Regions from separate parts of the Homo sapiens genome. Here region 2 is linked to region 1. Evidence: chromatin contacts called from ENCODE Hi-C or POLR2A ChIA-PET data. All regions are on one chromosome and are shown on one strand. The core of a region is the stretch at or near the end of the contact, and the rest is flanking DNA. Distances in the headings are between cores, read along the strand shown. Region 1 overlaps CHN2 (chimerin 2). Region 2 overlaps CHN2 (chimerin 2).

Region 1 (6,879 bases), core at 1,409-3,908:
TGATTGCCTGTAGTGTTACAAATACTTTGAAAAATGAAGGGAAATTTAACATTTTAAAATGATCTTTCAGAAATCTATTATTATGAGCGGGGAAAAATGAACAAAAGTCCTTAAGTATTTAGGCTTTTTGAAAACTTCCATTATGTAAACTAGGTAATACTGGGGATAGCCAAGCCCACAGAGTACAGCAGCATGAAACACAAACAAGAGTCACTGATTTTTTATAGTCAGCTGAAAAACAGCACATCTAATTTTTTTTAAATAGAAAAATAAACAATATTTCCTGCCATGAAGACAGTTACTGTCTTAGTTCCATCTTGGAAACGTCACAGAGCTTTATCCTATTTATTTTCAGTGCACAGTAACCACCAGCATCAGTTTGAGTCTGTGTATTTTAAGAGCATGGCTAAAATGTCATATGCTGTTACATATATAGCAACGTAGGGAGTGGAACACTCACTCAATATAAAAAAATCAAAATCAAAATCCATTTATACAATCAGAGTCAAATTTATATCAATTTGCCTATGCTATGACTTTTCGAATTTCCTCTGGAATTATCCTGGTGATCCTAATTTTGCTCTTAATGTCTTCCATGTATGCCCCAAATAATTAACATAACGAAGATAATTTTATTGTAAGGTTTTTTGATAACTTATTTTTGTCTTTGTTTTCCCCTGAAATGAGTGTCCTTCACCTAGTCCTTAAGTGTCCTATCTACAAAATGGAGAATGAAAAAGGCTGCCAACACTGTAACATAGGTAGGAGGCATTCGTGTTTTCAGAATGGAGTTGTAATGAATACACACACACAGTTCCTGTCACTGCTGTGCACATGAGGGTGTCATAAATGGTCCCTGACCTCAAGACATTAGACCTATGGCAATATGGGACATGATGCTGTCATTTTGTTAGACTATTCTAGGCCTATTCTACTTCAGTGTCTAGTGTAGCATTACTGCAGACCATGTGTTTCAGCAGAGTTTGTGGATCTTGTTTTCCCAATAGCTCCCACTGTAATAGTGGTGCACCCCGCTGGCAGCAGGCAGCTTATTGAGAAGATGTCTCCATGCCTTGCTGGGCACTGCAGCCTACATTAAACTATCCAGATTCCATTTTCATATTTTTCTGACTTAGAGTCACTTTCCCAACTCAGTGATCTCCTTTCTGGCAGCAGCATCCTGTACATCATTAAATTGTTCCTTGTTCTAGAGGGATGGACGTACTGAGTTCCTGTTAAAGGTTTGTCTGCTGTCTAGAACTACTCCTTCTCATGGTAAAAGCCCCTAATTTTCTTATGGTGCCCACTTTATCGTAAGTCCATATAGGTCTGCAGCTTCCTGAGGTGGCTCATGACCAGCTTCGCCCAGAACCTCAGGGATTGGGCCAGAAAGGGAAGATGACCTCATTGGAATTATTGGCCATTGCTCTAGCTTTTGCTTGCTGGATTTGAACTGTAGTCATTTTGCTGTCACCTGCCTGGGACCCGAGATAGACCACACACCTGTGGAGGCAGAGCTGAGAGATGGAGAACTGAATTCTGATTTTCCTTTTTGGAACCTGAATCCAGTAGTGGTTGAAGTTCTATTCCTGACCTTTTGACTTCCTCAGCACTTTTCCCTCCCCTCTTTAGCTTAAGCCAATTGGAATTGGTGCTTCTGTCATCTGTCACTTGGAATAGAAACAACCCAAGTGATACACACCAAGTATCTGTAGTCCAAGTTCAAAAGAATTTCACTCTTTCATTGTTTTAGCCTGGGTTTCCCATTAATAAATCAAGATTGAAAAATCTTCCTTCATTCATGGATGCTGGCATCCAACAAGCTTATTGTTAAGTTAAAGGCTTCAGATTGTATGACAAATTCTCAGCCCTATATATTTTCTGAGTTCTAAACATGATATCAAGTTACCTTAAAATCCAGATATCTACAAGTCATTGCTTCTAATTAACATAGAAGCTACCTTAAAAAAAAACCTGTACACACACTAATATATATATATATACACACACACACACACACGTGTGTGTGTGTGTTTGTGTGTTTGTGGAGAGAGAGAGAGACAGAGAGAGAGTCATGTGCCACACCATGATGTTTCCGTCATCGACAGACTGCATATACCACAGTGGTTCCGTAAGATTATAATGCAGTATTTTTAGTATACCTTTCCCACGTTTAGATACACAAATACTTTCCATTGTGCTGTAATTGCCTACAGTATTCAGTATAGTACCATGCTGTACAGGTTTGTAGCCTAGGAGCAATAGGCTCCAGCATACGCTGTCTAGGTTTGTGTAAGCACACGCTATGATGTTCGCACAACATGAACTCCCCTCACAATGAATTTTTCAGAACATACCCTGTGAGTTAAGCCACAAATGACTGTATACATATACACATATTTCTATGTGAATGTGTAACATGAATACGCATCATAAACATATATGTGTGTGTATTACATCTTTAAAATGACTAGACCAGCAATATGTGATTCCTTTCACTCGTTAGACAAAACAAATAAACAAAACACAAAACCTCATTGGGCAATATTGGGAAATAAATACATCAAGGGCAGAGAATTTGATGTGATCAAAGTCCAAGGTGCTTTGGCTGCAGGCACAGTAGTAAGGGGGGCTGTTTGTCTCCTTTGACCCCAAGGTTTCAAGTAGGCCAATCCACCCACATGCCCTGGGGCAGGGTGCCAAAAAAATGGGCCTCTGGCGCTGCACCGCCCTCCTTCCTGAGCTCTGCTTTCACGCCCATTCTTCCTTTTGCTCCCGCTCTGCTCCAGTCGGGCCTGATTTCTGAGCAGAGTGACATGCTCTCCTTTCTGGTCCATGGATTCAGGGATGGACTCGATTGCCAGCTTTCACCCTGAAAGCTCTCTGGAGTGGTTTGCCCAGCTGTGGCCCCCTCACCTGGACTGACCAGCTCCTCCCCGCTGTTGACCTCCTTCTTGCAAGAAGGGTGTTGTTTCAATGTGCTTTGCAAGAGTGGGGTGGGGTGAGGAACAAGGATGAGATAAAAGAGTGACAAAAGAGTAGCAGCTAGAAAAAGGACAAAGGTAGTGTCTACCCACACATGTCTTTACCTTATCTAAAAATACTTCCCATTGGCAGGCAGGATGAAGAAGCTGAGCAGATGGCATATGCTTCCTAGTGCACCAGATTGTAATATTATACACTTGGATTACAAAGTCTGGATATCACAGCTATAAACATATGTAAACATTTTTATGTTTTGCTAAAAAGGAAAAAAAAATCACTGATGATGTATTATCCTAATGAGCTGATTACGAAGATTTACTAATTATATTCCCAAGATCTAGATAGAAAGAATGGCACTGGCTCCAGTGACATACCGTTCAGATTCAGTAGTATACTGGTATTTTTCATTTTCGTTTGGTTTATCACCATTTGCTACAGCTGTGTTTTGCAGATTAGAATCCTAGGACTGGAAAGAACCTTTAGATGAAGAATTGGAAAACGAAGGCCTACCAGCCAAATCCAGCCTGACACCTTTTGTTGTAAATAAAGTTTCACTGGGGCTGGGCGTGGTGGCTCATGCCTGTAATATTAACTCTTCTAGAGGGCGGGAAGATTGTTTGAGCCCAGAGGTTCAAGACCAGCCTGGGCAACATGGGGAGACCCCATCTCTACAAAAGTACAAAAATTAGGTGGGCATGGTGGCATGTGCCTGTAGTATCAGCTACTTGGGAAGCTGAGGTAGGTGGATTGCTCAAGTCCAGGAGGTCAAGGCTGCAGTGAGCTGAGATCACACCACTGCACTCCAGCCTGGGAGACAGAGGGAGACCCTGTCTCAAAAATAAATAAATAAATAAATAAATAAGTTTTATTGGAATCCAGCCATGCCCATTTGTTTAGGTATTGTCGATGGCTGCTTTCCCACTACCCTAGCAGAGATGAATACTTGTGATAGTGACTGTGTGGCCTGGAAAGTGTAAAGTATTCACTGTCTGGCCCTTTAGAGAAAAAATTGCCAAATTTGCTTTAGAAGGCTATCTAAGATCATTTGGCTGTTTTCTGGAATGCTTGTATTTTGTTGCCTCAGAAAAGTGTTTGCCTAGTTAAGATTTCTAGGGACGCACATGGTATTGTCTTACTAAACAAAAATTCGTTGTAAAAATAACTTACCTAAATCTTTTATAAAATAGTGTAAACCCAATTCCTCTTTCTTTTTTTTGAGACAGAGTCTCGCTCTGTCTTCTAGGCTGGAGTGCAGTGGCGTGATCTCAGCTCACTGCAGCCTGTGCCTCCCGGGCTCAAGTGATTCTCATGCCTCAGCCTCCCGAGTAGCTGGGACTACAGGCATGTGCCACCACGCCTGGCTAAATTTTGTACTTTTAGTAGAGACGGAGTTTCACCATGTTGGCCAGGCTGGTCTCGAACTCTTGTCCTTAAGTGATCTGCCTGCTTCAGCCTCTCAAAGTGCTGGGATTACAGGCGTGAGCCACCATGCCAGGCCTCCTCTTTCTTAAAAATAAAAACAAATCTTTAATTCAATTGTTTTTATTTCAGCTGCTCAATGAAAGATTTTTACATATTTAAAGATGATCAAATGATCTGATTTTTCTTTTTTTCTCCACCAAATATCCATCCCTGTTTAACATTCCCAAATCTTGAAATTTTTTTTGTGTCTTATCTACAAAACCTTTTTCATTTCCTGTAGTGACAATTCTTTATTTACTCAGGTCTACACATTGTACTCTAATATTTACCTATTATAAAGTGCATCCAGGTGTATAATCAGTTTGCATCTTAAAATACCTTATGGTGCCAGCAAGCATTTGTATTAGGCCCGTTTTGCAGATGTGGTACAGCAAGGTTTCTTGTCTGGTCTGTGATCACACAGCCAGGAATTCATAAACCTTTTTTCCAGCATACCAGACTGCATTGTGATGAGCCTGGCGGGAGGACACGAAACAGTTCCAATAAGCTATATGGCATGTGTCTGACCCAGTACTGTGCTTGCTTTGGGGAAAAATATTCTGTACATCACTGTGTATCTGCTGGCTTACTTTCGGCTCAAAGTTGCACAAGGAGCCAGTGTGACCTTGGTACTTGGTCCACTGTTTAAATACTGCCACGGTACTCTGCAGCCACAGCAAACAGGTTATGTGTTAGCAGAAGAACTGGGAGAGTGCGGTGAAATGAGCAAAAATTCATCCCCGGTAGGAGAAAAGGTGTGTGTTTCGGAGGAGGAGGATGTTCAATGGCATCATTTTTGTATAAAAGGACAGTCTTATCTACGTATCTGTCTTTACCGCATTACGCATAGGCAGCCCATCCCCACCTTGTGTGCTGTGCCATTTATTTCCCCTCATCTGATGCTCTGAGCTATTAAGCAACAGCAACAAAGAGATATCTCCTTAATGGTAACATATTGTCCTCAGCAAAGCCCAAAGATTGCATAGGGGCACTGCTGTGGAAATATGAAAAAAAAGTTAGTACTGCACTTTTGGGGGTGGATGTTTTCCAACTTATTTATTTTAGCCTTTTAGATGTTTCTTTTGGGACCAAATTATAGCTCTGATACTATCATTAGCACTTTAAATTATTGGTTACAGTGTATAAGGGAAATACAAGCTGCTTCTTGAACATTCCGCATTTTTAGTTAAACAGGGTGTTTCCTTTTTTGGTTGTATGTTGCTTGTTGTTCATCCTTATCATCACATGTGATCATGGTTCCTATCTGAACAGATCATCTTACTAATTGAGTGTCTGCAGATTGTTGCAGTTTAAGTATTTATTTTTATTTCTAATAATATTACAGAACTGGTCAATCACTTGAAGGGTAAACCGCTTTTCCTTACACAAACAGCAACAACTTTTCCCTCCAGTGTCTTTGTTTCTGAATCATAGAATTCCTGGTGATTGTGTTAGGAGCAGAAAGGGCACGCTTTGACTACTGAGACCCTGGGCTATGGTTGAGAAAGGCCAGAGAGGAAATTCCTCTTTGGATTTGTAAACAGACTTGTAAACCTAGGACGTTTTATGAGGACTTCATTAGGAGACAATAGATTCAGGACCCTGCTGTCATTTTTTTTTATAGTCAGAATTAGAGTGAAATGACACTTTAAAATAATAATTTCTCTTTTCTTACTCTTTCTTTCAGTCTTCCTTTCAAAGCTATTTTAAAAAAATGCATTGTACTTTCCTAACCTTTTCTCTAGTTTAGTGGCCAGCTCTTATTTTCATCTTGTCAGATTTCTTCTCATCCTTTTACGTCTACAGCCAGGAAGCCTCAGTAAATTACTCTCCTGGAGTCACAGCTGCTTTCTTCCTTTGAGAAACAATATTCTCTAGCTCTCCTTTTTCTCTTTCCTGTAGAGTTATATTCAACAGATACTATTTCCTTGTCTAAGAAGCAGTCATCTTTGAATTTTGCAGATTTAATTTCATTCTGGTAGCTTCAAACTTGAAAACACGATGAGTGATCTGATATATTTATTTCCATCCAAGAATAGCGGTGCGTCTTTTTCACAGTGTTGGGGCTTGGTTGAGGTCATTCCTTTCCATCTGAGCTGATCATGTATCCCATCGGTGTGCACTCACATATTTTAGAGTTGTTGAATGCTCATTGAATGCAGGGTACCATTAAATTTTGCAGGCTTCTTTCTAACTGTTATTTATACTCCCTGTGAAAACTTCAGTTATTTTTGTGACAGACATTATTTTAAACGGACAGTGGTGACAGTGACTATCCATTGATTATTTTTATTGAATTGTCCTCATGTGTACATATTATGGTCCAACCTTTTTAACATCCTTGTTATGACTTAATTTCCATTGTCCTTATTTAGCTTGAAAATTTACATTATTTCAACGATTTATATTACTTTTGTTTACTTAATTAAAGCC
Region 2 (6,879 bases), core at 1,822-4,321, 220 kb after region 1:
AAGCAAGACACAAAAGGGTCAAACTGTTTCCAAGTAACTTTAACTGCATCCAAAAGCGAAGTTGAAGAACATTTATGGGAATACAAACATACCCAGCGCCTGGCAAGGTAAAATTCAGAATGTCAGTCAACTAATGAAAAATTACAGATGGGGGAAGAGGCAGAAAAACATCATCTATGAGGGGACTAGTCAATCCAGAACTAACAGAGATGCTACAATGAGCAGACAAGGGTGCTTAAATGGGCGTTATAACTGTATTGCTTATGGTCAAAAAGTTATGTTGAGACATGGACCATATAAAAAAAGATCCAAATCAAACCTTTAGAAATGAAAATTCTAACGCCTAAGATGTAAAGTACACTGCATGTGACTCACAGCAGACTAGAAATTGCAGAAGAAAAGATTAGAGAGATTAAAGACAGAAATAGAAACTATCCAGGAATTTTTTTAAAAACAAAAACATCATCAGTGAGCTGTGGGACAACTTCAGACAGTCTGATATATGTCTAACTGGAGTCCCCACACAGATGAGAGAGAAAGGGAGGACACAAAAATATATGAAGAAATAATGGCCTCAAATTTTCTAAATTTGATGAAAGCTGTAAACCCAGAGATCCAAGAATCTTAGCAAGTCCCAGGCACTAAAATCTATACCCAGCACATCATAATCAGGTACCTCAAAACCAGTGGTAGGAGGGAGGGGTTTCAAAGGAGCACAAGGACAGTTTTTGGTGAGAGGGATATGTTAATTTTCTTGAATGTGGTGGTAGTTTTCCAGGTATATAGATAACATGATATGTGATATGAGTGACAAGTGAAAACATTTCAAGTTGTGCACTTAAAATATGTGCTGTTTATTGTATGTCAGTCATAACCCCAATAAAACTGATCTATTAACAAACAGTAACAACCCTGGGTGCATATTAGAATCACTGGGAGAACTTTGCAAAAAAATAGAAATTTCCGTCTTCAAAGGTTCTGGTTTAGATAGTCTGGGATGAGGCCCAAGCATCCGTATTTTTAAGAGCTTGGCAATTCTATTTGGCAAGTTTGTTTGAAAATCACTGGAAAAAGGAAACTGCAGAAACCTTCCCCATTTACATGAGCTGGTGGTTAATGACCTTTATTCTGACTAAGCAGTTTTATATTTCAGGGATATGGCCCTTTGAGGTACAGTGTTAATTTCCAAGTTCTGAGTTTTCTGTATCTAGTCTTTCCACTTATAGGTACGCAATACCTTATTTTATTAAAGAATGGGATTTTGATACCTCTTTCCTTATTTTTGAAACTTTCTGGGTTTTTTTTTTCTTTTAGAACATTAATAGCTTCTTGATATTCCCAGAACTTCACAACATCATGCTCAAAGTGGGTCCATTGATTTCTTAGTCGTTGGAAATGATCTTGACCTAGTCATCTGAAGACTTCTAAACTCCACTTGAAGAAACACACAGCAGCTTTCTCCTAATTCTTTCTTTAGTTTTTACTTTTAGTTTATACATCCCAGCATGTCACTTCCCTGCTTAAAGTCATTCTTCACCAGCTACCCCACCCCAAGCTTTTAGATGTGACCCAGTCTCCTAATACATCCTGTAAGATCCCGCCTCATAGATCACTACCCACTTCCCTTACTTTCTTCTTTCTAGCCATAATGAATTTTCATTTCTGTAATAGATCACCCTGTAACTCACCTCCAAGTCTTTGCAAATTCTATTCCCTTTGCCTGAAATATTCTCCTGGGCTTTTTCTCACTGTTTGGCTATCTCCTTCTCATCCTTAAGGTCTCAGAGGAGTCATCACTTGTTTTGGGGAGTTGGGGAAGGCTTTGTGCCCCAGAGCACACTATATCTCCCCCACCTTAGCAGTTATTGCTCTGTATTATAATTGTTTGTTAGCTTCTGTTATCCCCAACCAGACTGTAAACTCCTTGAGAACAGAAACCAGTCCTGGCATCCAGTACAGGGCATGGTCCATACTAAATGTGTGCGGAATTTAATTCACTGTAAAAAATGGTGCTACCTCGCCCTTCATCAAACCCAGCATTTCTGATTTACAAGTTACCAAGTCAGCTCATGGACATTACTGCTCAAATTCAGCCATAGGAGCTTCATACTGCAAGAGAGACTTGATAACTTTGCAGCATTAAGTTATTTGCCGGCAAGTTAAACTTAGCAGAATAAACCCAGAGTGAAGTGTTTCCTTATTATTTCACACAAGGGAAAAAGCAGAACAACTTAGGAATTGCAGGAAAAATGGGAGGCTCTAAATAATTAAGGTGTGTTGGAATTAAGGTGAGTGTCTGAAAAAAAATAATCTATGTGTCAGGAAACCTGGTTTGAAGCGGTAATAATGGAAAGCAAATCTGAAGTTGTCCTTAAATCAATAGAAATCATTCAGATTCTTATGGTGGGAGACTAATAAGTCAGAATCCGTCCTGCAGGCCCAGAACAGAGGTAAATAGGCATCATTTTGTAAATAAAGTATTATTGGAATACAGCCACATCCATTCATTGAAATATAAAATATGGGAAAGTTCGTACTACAATGACAGAGTTGAGTGGTCCAGACAGGACAGAGACTATATGGGCTACAAATCGTAAAGTATTTACTGTTGGTACTTTACAGTTGCTGATCCTTGAGCTAGGAAATGAATAAGATTATTTGCATTCATTCAGAATCATTTATGGAGTTCTGTAGTATGTTGAGCACAGTGCCTGGCTTATAGTTAACTCAAATAAATGTGGGCTGTGATTGACATTATAGTGGTTGGGCATTGATGAACAGACACTGGGCTCAGGTAAAGGCCCTGCTACAGAAGGCAGGGGTACAGATGTTCAAGGCATGTGAAGTAATTTAGGCCAAGGCCAAGCCCAAAGAGCAAAGACAAACTGAGCTGGGTGGTAACTTGGTGTTTACTCTGTTCTAAAGCAAACCACTCTTGGAGAATGTTTTTATCACTTTCTTTTCTCTATTTCCAGAGAAAACGATCACAGGCCAAGCTTAATTTGTGGTTAGTCAGTATTTCACTCTGAGTTCCGTGAAGTGGCTTCCAGGATCTTCCCTAGGGGATGTGGTACAGGTTTAAGAAATTCAGGGTGTGTATTTCACATCAATTGAAGAATCTCTTGAAGGCAAACAGAAAGGTTAGTTTCTTCTGTTTGCAGTGCACACTTTTGTTTGCATGTGAGCATGAATCATCAGTCTCCTCACTAAGCATAATCCAAGCAGACGAAGCTCAAATTAACACTAAAGGAAGGTAGCAAGAATGAGTTTGTTTTTAAGGATTTTGTGGTAGGCAGAATAATGGCCTCCAAAGATATCAGATCCTAATCCCTAGAGCCAATAACTGTGACCTTACCTTGGCAAAAAGGTTTATGCAGATGTGATTACATTAAGAATCTTGAGATGAAGAAGAATCTTGGATAATCTTTGTGGACCCTAAATACCAGCACCCGTCTCTTTTTAAGGGAGAGGCAGAAGGAGATTTCACAGACAGTCACAGAGGAGAAGTCCGGGGGAAGTGGAGCAGAGAAGGATTTGAAGATCCTGGGGTGGTGCAGCCACAAGGCCAGGCATGCAGGAAGCCCACAGAAGCTGGAGGAGGCCTGGAACAGATTCTCTCCTAGCTCCAGAGGGAGCACAGCCCTCGATTGCAGCCCCAAAAATTCTTTTCACACCTCTGGCCTCCAGAACTGTATGAGAATAAGTTTGCCTTGTTTTAAGCCACCAAACTTGTAGTAATTTGTTATAGCAGCCACAGAAAACTAATACAGATGTATTCATCAGATGAATGGTAGGTACATTACTTCATTACTTCTTTTTTTTTTTTGAGATGGAGTCTTGCCCTGTTGGCAGGCTGGTGTGCGGTGGTGTAATCTTGGCTCACTGCAACCTCCGCCTCCCAGGTTCAAGCAATTCTCTGCCTCAGCCTCCCGAGTAGCTGGGATTACAGGCCCCCACCATCACGCCCGGCTAATTTTTTTATTTTTAGTAGAGATAGGGTTTCACCATCTTGGCCAGGCTGATCTTGAACTCCTGACCTCGTGATCTACCCACCTCGGCCTCCCAAAGTGCTGGGATTATAGGCGTGAGCCATCACACCCGGCCTCATTACTTCTTATACCATAATAAATAAGAAAGAGAGAGAAACAACAACGCACCCCCACCACCACCACATTAACTTCTGCTTTAGCCACACAAGTAAGAACAGATGGTAAATAATACAAGTTACTGGACTGGGGTTGGAAGAGATTTTTGTCTATTATGATGCTGAGAACAGTGCCCAGAACATGTAACATGCTCAGAAAAGAGCAACTCAATACATAAATGATATCAAGGCAGGTAAAGTTCCGTGTGAATTGTCAGCTTGTAATGGCATTAGGACCCTGGATGGATACTGTGATTAAGCGTGGTGCACAGACAGCTGCCTGTTTGAGAGCCATTTGTTACCAGTCCATGGCGAAATGGGTACAGAAGTACAGAGGTCTTCAGAAACTACTTCTTACTGCTTTCTTTTAATCCACTGATTGAAAAAAATGACATAGTTGATAAAGAGCTGTTGTAAATTCAACAATGTTTTTAAAATAAATTTGTAATTAATTACAAATTTATTAATTAATCACAATATATTACGTTTTAAAATGGTCATATACGCGAAGAAGAGAGAAATAATTTTAGGAAGCTGTATTTATTCCAAATGTAGAGAATTCTCCAACCACATATAATAATCATGAGCCCCTGAGAGTCCATGACCTGGAGGTTCAAAGCTACAAGCCAATCCCACCAAGGAAACTAGGGTGTGAAGGCACTCTGTGATTAGCCCCCCGTCTTACAATTTAGTTAGCATCCGAGACAGGCCCAAACCCAGAGCTTGTGTCTTCTGAATCCCATTCCAGTGCTTTTTTAGTAGCCACTGATGTGACATCTCATGGACCTCCTAGAGGTGGTCTCCTAGGCAACCTGGTGCATGCCCATAGGCCTAAATCAGGCTAAAGAAGGAAGGTCATCATGACCGCCACACCACCCGTGGAGGACAGCAGGGTCCTTAGGGTCCTGGGCAGGTTGCACGTGTGTGTGGCCTTGCACTGAGACAGGCCACACTTGATTTAATGCCCTGCTGTTGCCTTCTTGAAGTTCTTAATAATTTTCAAAAGAGAACATGCAGTTTTATTTTGCATAGACCCCTACAAATTATATAGTTGGGACTGTGCAAGCAAGGCCGTTTGGATCCAACTTCATTTTATTTCTAGTTTGCTTCTGCTGTCATTCTGGAGACACAGCCTTCATTATTGCACCTCAGGATCTGACAGACCATCATCTCCTGGGTGAGGACACAATATCGCCAGGCTGGGCCTCGGGTGAAGGAAGGGAAGGGTCTAGAGCGCAAAAGTTAAGGAGGCCCTTACTCTTGGGGGTGTGTGAAGGCAGAGCCGGCACCTGAGAGGGAGTACCCCTTAAAAATTGCAGCTCACTTTCCTCACCCAAGTCTCATCCTGTAGTACACCTGCAGTATGCCTGTAATGTTCCTGCAGACACCTGCAGTACAGTATTCTCCTGCTTCCTTTGCCTCTGCGTGCCTCTGTGGTCACTGAATTTTCATCAGCCAGATCAGGTGGCACACAGAAACCTACCCCATTGACTTGTTCTTAGATTTTTCTAAAAGTGTTCTTTATTTGCTCAGTCTCTGTTAAGGAAGAATTACATTTCCCCATTCTCTGCAAGACTCGCCATGGTTGGCTGGTGCATGCTCTACTGTGTAAGTGTAATTTGATATAAAGCTGAATTGTCAATAGCATGAAACATTTTATAGGAAGAGTGAAAGAGTAGATGGTGGTCTCATTCATTCTGTCCCGGAGAGCAAGAGCAGTGTGGCATGGTAGCAAGTGAGGAGAAATCAGAGAAGCTCAGTTCTCATCCCGACTCCACTGCTTCTTCCCTGTGGGACCTCATGCAGTGCTTGTGCTTCCTCAGCCTGACTTTCCTTACCTATAAAAATAAAACTGTCTCTTTCACATGACTTTTGAGGGTCTAACAAATTTATATTTCTTAATGTGCTTTGCAGACTATAAAATGCTAGCTGGTTGTTGACACTGATTCTTCAGCTTTTTGGGGGGAATTGTTTTGCATGATGAGTTCATTCTAAGTTGCCACCTGCTATCTGCCAATGGATAAATTCCACAGCATCTCACAATATGAGTTAGACCTTGGAACAGGCTTTACTGAGGAAAAGAAACTGACGTCAGGGTCAGCCAGATAAGATAGAAGGGCCTGCTGAGGCCGCTGCACTCTGCTGGTTGGATTTGTGGTCCAGGGAGGAACATACCCTCCCCAGTCCCACTCCCACCCCCATAATCTCCTTTTTTGTAGGGCAAGTGGGAGAGCACTTTTGTTAGTGGGGAGATAATGAAACTACTTTGGCACCAGGCAGCCTGGATTTGAGTGTCAGCTGTTTACAGAAATTGTCTGGGAAGGCAAGTGCACAGCACCTGGGGACCTTGGGACTAAAGTTGTTACCCTGGAGGAGGACACCACTTGTCCCATGGGAAGAGGAGCCTCTCCAGCTCTGAGAGAGAGTTAGGACGCCCCCCCACGCCATAGCATTTCAACCTGATAATTCAGGGTGAACATCTGGGCTCATTTTCAGACAATCCTGCTTGTACCAAAGAAGCATCATTAAATTCTGGAAGCAGGGACCACTCATACTACCCCCAACATTGAAACCTAACTAGGTCATTCCAGGGTTTATTAGTGGGTGGTTTGGATTTGATAGAGAGATCAAGGCCTACCCAGGCTAAATCTAAATCCATCCACTAATGAGCTATAATAAGAGGATTCCATTTTAAAAGATTCACTCGGGTCCTTTGGACTAAAACGCTGTCACAG

What was found. Hi-C counts contacts between places; a loop is a spot of excess contacts on that map. ChIA-PET counts read pairs that join two places held with the same protein, here RNA polymerase II (POLR2A).
Region 2: a loop to region 1 is called in a map with no recorded cell type, with 2.8 times the contacts of the local background. The contact joins two enhancer-like sites. A Hi-C loop is called at or near these places in 1 of 37 single-sample maps with no recorded cell type. POLR2A ChIA-PET finds 5 or more read pairs at or near these places in 1 of 52 experiments (Panc1).

What each region holds. Positions count from the first base shown.
Region 1 is chr7:29,226,158-29,233,036 of GRCh38, forward strand. The region is part of intron 1 of CHN2 (chimerin 2); the gene reads left to right. Among named protein-coding and RNA genes, the nearest start is that of CHN2-AS1, 21 kb to the left of the region's middle. Within about 2 kb of position 2,659, at least 3 of the 41 ENCODE cell types and tissues checked have a DNase peak (open chromatin) inside an H3K27ac peak, as active enhancers do.
Region 2 is chr7:29,446,965-29,453,843 of GRCh38, forward strand. The region is part of intron 6 of CHN2 (chimerin 2); the gene reads left to right. Among named protein-coding and RNA genes, the nearest start is that of PRR15-DT, 110 kb to the right of the region's middle. Within about 2 kb of position 3,072, at least 4 of the 41 ENCODE cell types and tissues checked have a DNase peak (open chromatin) inside an H3K27ac peak, as active enhancers do.